Linked DNA regions of Mus musculus: regions 1 and 3 are each linked to region 2. A link is a loop called in an ENCODE intact Hi-C map of the cell type or tissue named here. Cell type or tissue: left cerebral cortex. All regions are shown on one strand. Region 1 holds the start of Minpp1 (multiple inositol polyphosphate histidine phosphatase 1). Region 2 overlaps Sgms1 (sphingomyelin synthase 1). Region 3 overlaps Sgms1 (sphingomyelin synthase 1).

Region 1 (2,500 bases), 320 kb before region 2:
CTTCATTTCTTGTGCGTGAGATTGGCAGGGGACACACTTAGCAACTTCATAAAGCAGTGTTAAGTGCCCAGTGTACAGGATGCTCGGCACACAGAAAGCGTTACCGTTTGCCGCAACAGCTAAAACATTTTCCGAAGGAAAACTCACCACTCTAGAAAAGCCACAAATCTGGATACTGGGCCTGACTAGTTCACCACTATATAAGGGTGATGAAGGGGACACACTCTTGGCTTCTTCACCTGTGAAATGAGGATTCCACTACTTGTGCCCCGAAATCCCGAAGCCGTATAATAATGGAATAAGTAGGTGAGGTAATATACATGTGACTACGGACCACAGCTACAACAAGGGAAACTACAGCAAACACAAGAACGAAACAGGGTACCCTAACCCTAAGTAAGGCTTAAAGAGGCTTTGAGGAGCAGCTTCCTAAAAAATCCTTGTAAATGTCGAAACACAGGAAAAGATGTTGTTAACAACAACAACAACAAAAAAGCCAAAAGTCCTGTGATCCCAGCCCTCAGGAGGCAGAGGCAGGTGGATCTCTGTGAAGCCAGCATAGCCTACAAAGCGAGTCCAGGACAACCAGGGCTGAGAAACCCTGTGTCAAAAAAACAAAACAACAAAACTCCCAATTCTCACAAGCAGTTTGGGAGGAAGAAAGTTCTATATTATTAAGTGCGCCCAGGTGTTAAACTACTTGCCAGGAAGGGAAAAGAAGCTAGGTTGGCACTCGGGGGGATAACGCGATTTGGGAATGTGGAATGTAAAACGAGAAGCGATACTTTCTTTCCCCTCCTTCTAGCTGGGTCTCCAGCGTCCCCTACTGCACTCTTGCGCAGAAAATGCTAGGAATTCACACCTGATGAGTGAATGGACAAGCGTATTACTAAAACAACAGAGACAACCAAGTCCACATCCTGGGTCCCGAGAACGCAAGCGGGAAAGGGAGGTGACAAAAAGGGACACGAGGGGAGGCTGGATGAGGGAGTCCGCAGTCTAGGGAAGGCGGAGCGCGCTGTCACCTGAGACGTCGGGAGGTGGCAGTCCTGGGTGGTAATGCTGCCACAACCCCTGGAGGAAGGCGGCGCTGCTGTCCACACAGCGGTGCTTGGAGCTGGTGATCAGCCGCAGGCGGTCGTAGTTCTCCCGGCTGAAGAGGTCTGGGAAGAGGGCAGCCAGACGCAGGGCCAGCTGTCGCATGTCCTGCCGCCCCTTCTCCACCAGCTGCCCGTCCATCCAGTCACCGTACCACAGCGGCCACTCGGCCAGCGCGGCGGCCACTTGGCTCCCGCCATCCCGGGACTCGCGGGTCTGCAGCAGCCCCTGCAGCTGCTTCAGCTTGCGGATCTGCTTGGTCGTAGGGTAGCGGGTGCCGTGACGGATGAGGGCGACCAGCTGCACCGGGGTGCAGGTCCCCGCCAGCAGCTCCGGGTCCCGCCGCGGCGCCACCGGATCGACCAGCAGCCAGGGGTTGGCATCTTCGTAGCGTGTCTTCGTGCCGAAGTAGGGGCTGAGCACCGAAGCCACCGGGTCGCCGCGCCCCGGGAGAGAGCAGCGCGCGAACGACGAGAGCAGCGCCGCAGCCAGGACCGCGGCGGGCGCTACCGAGGCCGGGAGGTGGCTGCGCGCGCCGCGAAGCATCGTGCCCGGGGGCCCCGCGGAGGGCGGCGCGCCGCTTGCCGACCCCCACTTCCGGATCCGCCGGCGGGGGCGGGAGCAGAGCGCACTTCCGGCCCGGGAACCTCAGAAGGCAAGCGTGGTCTCCGGTGCTGTCACCGAGCGAGTGTGGCCGATCGTCTCGGAGCTTCGGTGTGGACAAGTGGAGAGGCGGAAACCTCCGACGAGCGTGTGACACCGGGCGCAGGTGGAGCCGGCGTCAGTTGACCCGGAGCGTGGGCGACTGTCCGGCAGCTTGGCGCCTCAGGAACCGATTCAAAGATTCCTGAGCTGTTTAGGTTTTTCGGTGTGGTAAAAGAGCACACATGAATCCTTTCCTTTTTCTAGTAGGTAGCCCGGCTTCTACCAAAAGAGAAGCTATAGGAGATGGCTTTTGTCCCTTACGGTGTGTTTTCAACATGTGGCCCCTGAACGATCAGTCTCAAGATCCCTCGAGAAAGAACGTCTGTGGCCTTTGCTTACAAGATACCTCCTGAAGCACACGCCCTCCCCCGACCCTCTTGTTAAGAGTTTGAAAATAAGCAGGACACCTCAGAGCCATGAATTTAGAAAGGGGCTTATTCCTTCAGAAATTTAAGCCCTGGGCTTCAATTTAAGTATGATTTTAATGTAGGCTAGAGCTGACACACCACCTCAAGATTGTAAGCTTGTTTATGCCAAAGGCCATTGAGAGAATAGAAACAGCCGTCCTTATAATTTGAGCACACTGAATCATGGCCTCACAGATGCACTCCATTATTAAATATGACCTCATCACTGTATGGAGGAAACACCCATATTCTCCCATGTAGTTAGATATGCAAATCAGTTGAGATTTTAA
Region 2 (2,500 bases):
CTTGAGATAGTATCTATTTAAAATTATTTTAGCATACTTTTTGTTAACGAGTTTGACAGTTTCTATGTTTATAATTTAATTGTAATTTGGTAATCACCATTGATGGTCTCATTTCATTGTACTGAGATAAAGCTTACTAAAGTTTTATACACGACAAGGATGAATTTCCAATGAACCTCTTAGGGCTAATCTCTCTAGGAAATGATGGTCTCTGTCATTTAGGCTTTTTATACTTCCTTGGGGTCCTAGAAATGGTCTTGTGAGATTGCAGGATAGCTCGGCTATATAACAAGAACTGTATTGCTAATGACATGTACGTTAAAATCATAAAGGGACTGGGAAGAGAGTGTCAGTTGATGGCCCAGGAAACAGAGCTTGTAAGTCTTGCAGTTTTACTACCTGGTTGAACTCCTGTTGGGGAGGAATGAACACTCCGTGTCCTTTAAAACCTGGTGGCTTAAGATATAAGATACAATTTCCTAAACACATGAAACTCAAGAAAAATGAAGACTGAAGTGTGAACACTATGCCCCTCCTTAGAAGTGGGAACAAAACACCCTTGGAAGGAGTTACAGAGACAAAGTTTGGAGCTGAGATAAAAGGATGGACCATGTAGACACTAGCATATCCGGGGATCCATCCCATAATCAGCTTCCAAATGCTGACACCATTGCATACACTAGCAAGATTATGCTGAAAGGACCCTGATATAGCTGTCTCTTGTCAGAGTATGCCTGGGCCTAGCAAACATAGAAGTGGATGCTCACAGTCTGCTATTGGATGGATCACATGGCCCCCAATGAAGGAGCTAGAGAAAGTACCAAAGAAGCTAAAGGGATCTGCAACCCTATAGGTGGAACAACATTATGAACTAACCAGTACCCCGGAGCTCTTGACTCTAGCTGCATATGCATCAAAAGATGGCCTAGTCGGCCATCACTGGAAAGAGAGGCCCATTGGACACGCAAACTTTATATGCCCCAGTACAGGGGAACGCCAGGGCCATAAAAGGGGAGTGGGTGGGTAAGGGAGAGGGGGTGGGTGGCTATGGGGGACTTTTGGTATAGCATTGCAAATGTAAATGAGCGAAATACCTAATAAAAAATGGAAAAAAAAAAAAAAAAAAAAAAACCTGGTGGCTCCTGGGGCAGCCTGTCATCTCATTACTGCTATGCTGCCCCCTGGTGGCTCATACCTTAGCTCAAAGGCAGTCTCTTGGCAACCTGATTTCTGTGCTGTGGGGAGACTTTGCATCATGCGAAAGGATCTCAGCTGAACTTGGAGCTTATTTGTCTCTGTTTTTGTTTCTAAAAACTGTTAAAAAGGGGTTCAGAAAAATGGGCATTAGATGGTTTTGATTTCCAGATTTTAGAACCAAAGAGTCCCAGCTAATAGGAGAGAACCAATGAATGGTTGCTTATTTTTAGGAGTTGGCACACTTGCTGCCTGGAAAGGCCCCAGAGCTGGTGCTGTGTAGGTGTGCAGAGGGAGAGGTCTGTTCTTGCTTTCCCTGAAGTCCTTCATCCCGTTTGACCACGAAGTGAAGAGGAGGGGCAAGCTGGACACGGTGCTTCCGTGGTGCCATGGGTGCCCACAGCATGCCCTGAAGAGCCGTTCATTCAGAAGTCCCCTTAAATGGTCCCTGGTCTGTAAATAGTTTGAGCTTAACTAGCTATCAAAGAAGCACGAGAAGGGTATTTTGGGAGAGATGCTTAAGCTTGATTTCTTCTATCTGGGCCTGTGAGCTGCTGCTAATTTTAAACCTGGTGTCAGTCCCCAGGGTCATGTTCCCTAAATGAGGTTCTTTGTTGGCTTCCGTGGGTCAAGTTAAGTGTGGTGTGGTAGACTTTCCTCAGTGAAATGGAAGAGTTTCAAATAACCAACCAGTAGGTATTTTTGTTCCTCAGTAGACTAGGGAAACTTACTTTGTACACATAGGATATAAAGGATTTTATATTAATTAGAAAATTATTCTCCGCCTGCCTGCATCACCTTTTGACACATGGTAGTCTTCAGCAGAAAGAGTCAAAGTGTGCTTTGAGATAGCTGCTTTTACTGTTTGTGGCAAATGAGCTAATTATGGCACCAGATTTCCAAAGTTCATAGGTCATTTACAGCCATACTTCAGAGTCAAAACAATATATTTGAAGAAAGAAACGTTCTTTAAAGAAAAGTATTTTATAAATCAAACATTTAATCTCTAAGGACATTTTGATATTGTGTGAGAGAAGGTGGGGGGAGGATATATTTGACATCACCTTAGGGAATCCAGAGGGATCCTTATCGGATGGAAGATAATTGTTAATTACCTGTAACATTATTCTCACTGTTTATCCCTCATTGAAGGGGCACCACTGCCTGTTACAGGGTAGCAGTAGGATGTAAGCTCACAGCTTGGCTTGTGGATGTCGGTAACACAGAGCGAGTGTGAATGTTCTGATTGTGGTACAGGAGGGGTCAAGGCAGGGCCTGAATGTTGACTGGAGTGATGTGGAGGAAA
Region 3 (2,500 bases), 97 kb before region 2:
TATTTAAAAAGGATCATTATTAAAGCATAGATTCCTTTATAATCCTGAGCTAATACGCCTACACTAAGGCCATGGTCAAGGTGCTGTGTTGTAGGCCATTTCTTTGGGTGGATAGAAAGAAGAGGTTATTGTGACTTGATATCATGGAAAGATTCGAGATCTGAATTAGTAGCATAACTAATACTTTAGTGTCTTTTGACATGGATATTTCTCAGCAGAGTATGCAAAGAATGCATCAGTTGTAAGGAGCCATTCAGAATACATTGTAATATTGATGGAACGCAAAGGAGAAGGCTTGTGCAGGTTGGAAGTGTAAAGTATTTAGACCAGGACAAAGGTCTTGCAGAAGGTTGATTTGCATGTTGTCTTCACTTAGCTTTTATTTGAAAACTCACTTGTGTGTAATTAATGTTTAAATGTATCCATCTTTTATAACACTTCAGCTGGTACTTATAACATTTCAAGGTTTCTGCACTTTGCTGTAGTAGATTAGTAAGTTTCCAGAAACAGGCTAAAGGGCAGCTTTCGAGTGGGAGTTTGGGTAGCATAGTTTTGATTCTCTAGCCTAGATTCTCTGAATATCATGGAAAGGCCAGACACAATTCTAAGAAGAAGGTGTCTGTGAGGTCTTCAATGATTTCTTTGCTTTTCCACATACTGACATATGAACTTAGCCTAAACCAACGCTTTAAAAGACAGCCATTTTAATTGGTTAACCAAAAAAAAAAAAAAAAAAAAAGTGAACAGTTGTCTCTAATGTCCTCCTTCCTTGGCTGTATAACTAGGTTAATTATAATCTCAGGTGTATGGTTTTTGATGTTGCTGCTGCTTTCAAACTGTGGAAAGGTGTAATTTAGTGCTGTTACCATTGCTTAAGCTCTGATACCGTGTCTACTCCCTGGAAGAATATGTTTGTGTTCTTACATTTTTAATAGTGAATATGCTATTAATGTTAACACTAGTGGCATCCTTGAGGCCTGGGAAGTACATGCCCAATTATATAAGACAGTATCACATGAATGGCTGGCAAGTCTGTACTGAAATGCTGACTAACATGAGGCCTTCTGTAAGTTCTGGTGGTTTTCCAGTAATAACAAAACTTTGCTTCCTTACCATCTGAACCTCCCACATCTTAGTGCTTATTAGGTCTGGATGTTGTGCTGGGTGGGGCTCTGTAACTTCTCCCAAGAGCTCTGAAGGCAAGGTATTTGTCTGCAGGTAAAGAGGCCGAAGGTTCCCGCAGTGCTGGCCTCGGAAGTGGGTGTTTCAGGTCTCTGTGTGTGTGTGTGTGTGTGTGTGTGTGTGTTTCCAGCACTTGCTCTCCTTCCTTCCCCTCCCTCTTCTCCTTCTCTATCTTGTTTTTTCCTTCTCAGTTACTTTATTAAAATTGTCTCCCTGGAGGTATTTAAAGTTGATGCAGATCTGGTTTTCTGCCATTTTTAGCCAACTGCATAGATGAGATTAAAAAAAAAAAAGAATTCAATTAATTGGTTTTGAAGATGCGGTCTTAAAAAATAAAACAAAAACAGAAAATAACGACTATGCTGATGAGGATGTGGGAAAAGGCAAGCCCTGCTGTGGTTTATGGTGTTTTGAAATGGCTGCATGGCTGAGCTACCATGGAAAGTTCTATGGCAGTTCCTCAAAGCATAAAAGATAGAAGTACACGTGACCCAGCCATGCCACCCCTGGTTAGACGGCCCACCCATGTTCTCAGCAACATTATTTATGATTGCTAAGACTCGAAAGAAACCTCAATATTTACTGATAAGTGAACGGAGAAATAGAATACTCTCTACACACAAATCAGAATGTGTTTATTTTGCTTTTAAAAGAAGGAAATTGGGGTTGGGGAGTTGCCCCAGTTAGTAAAGAGCTTGCCATGCATGCATGAGGACATGGTTTAGACCCTCAGCACCCACATAAAAGATCTGGGTGTTAGTGGCCTGGGTAGCTGCTGAGGGCGGTGGGTGGGTCAGTGGCCTGCTATGCTCACGAGTCTTGTATGTATTGGTGACCCTGGTTACCTGAAGCCCATGGTCTGAGCTGCTGCCTAAAGGCATGTTAATGTACATGGGTGCTGGAGAGCTGGCCCACCCCTTCTACAGGTGAGCTGGCCCCACTCAGGCTACTGCCTGGCTCACCTCTGCCAATGGCTTCTGGTGTAGATATATGTGGAGAAAGACTAATCCTCTGGGGCAGGTGTTGGGGAGTGATGGCCGTGTGTGTGTGTGTGTGTGTGTGTGTGTGTGTGTGTGTATTTATACACACACACACAGCTCTATTCATACACATATACTACACATATTTACAAATAAATAGTAAAGGGATTTCAACTCATGGTTTAACATATATGACTTTAAAGCCATTTTGCTAATTAAAACAAGCCCACCAAAAAGGAACAAAAAAGGTTTTTATCCACTTACTTCAGCCCCTAAAAACTTCCCATAGAATGGTGATTTATTGATGTACAGGGGTTGGGGGTTAGGTAACGGGGAAC

The links. A loop is a pair of places that touch in the nucleus more often than their neighbours do. Peaks named below come from ENCODE experiments on the same cell type or tissue, not always from the same donor. Only the 100,000 strongest peaks of a DNase experiment are listed, where the experiment ranks them.
Region 1: a loop joins it to region 2, with 2.7 times the contacts of the local background. A loop is called at or near these places in 4 of 42 quality-filtered maps.
Region 3: it touches region 2 in a loop (2.0-fold over the local background); 3 of 42 quality-filtered maps call a loop at or near these places.

The regions. Positions count from the first base shown.
Region 1 is chr19:32,485,085-32,487,584 of GRCm38, reverse strand. It overlaps Minpp1 (multiple inositol polyphosphate histidine phosphatase 1), which reads right to left and starts at 1,816. Exons shown (of 5, transcript NM_010799.2): 1 at 1,026-1,816. The coding sequence starts at 1,644. In left cerebral cortex, a CTCF peak has its summit at 1,066; DNase peaks (open chromatin) are centred at 1,045, 1,336 and 1,713; H3K4me3 peaks cover 2,500 bases; H3K27ac peaks cover 1,217 bases.
Region 2 is chr19:32,169,042-32,171,541 of GRCm38, reverse strand. All of the region lies in intron 5 of Sgms1 (sphingomyelin synthase 1), which reads left to right. Among named protein-coding and RNA genes, the nearest start is that of Asah2, 67 kb to the right of the region's middle. In left cerebral cortex, a CTCF peak has its summit at 1,201 (motif pointing left); DNase peaks (open chromatin) are centred at 1,211 and 1,426; H3K27ac peaks cover 737 bases.
Region 3 is chr19:32,265,728-32,268,227 of GRCm38, reverse strand. The region is part of intron 3 of Sgms1 (sphingomyelin synthase 1); the gene reads left to right. Among named protein-coding and RNA genes, the nearest start is that of Sgms1, 120 kb to the left of the region's middle. In left cerebral cortex, no CTCF peak of the experiment used is centred here; a DNase peak (open chromatin) is centred at 1,094; H3K27ac peaks cover 1,385 bases.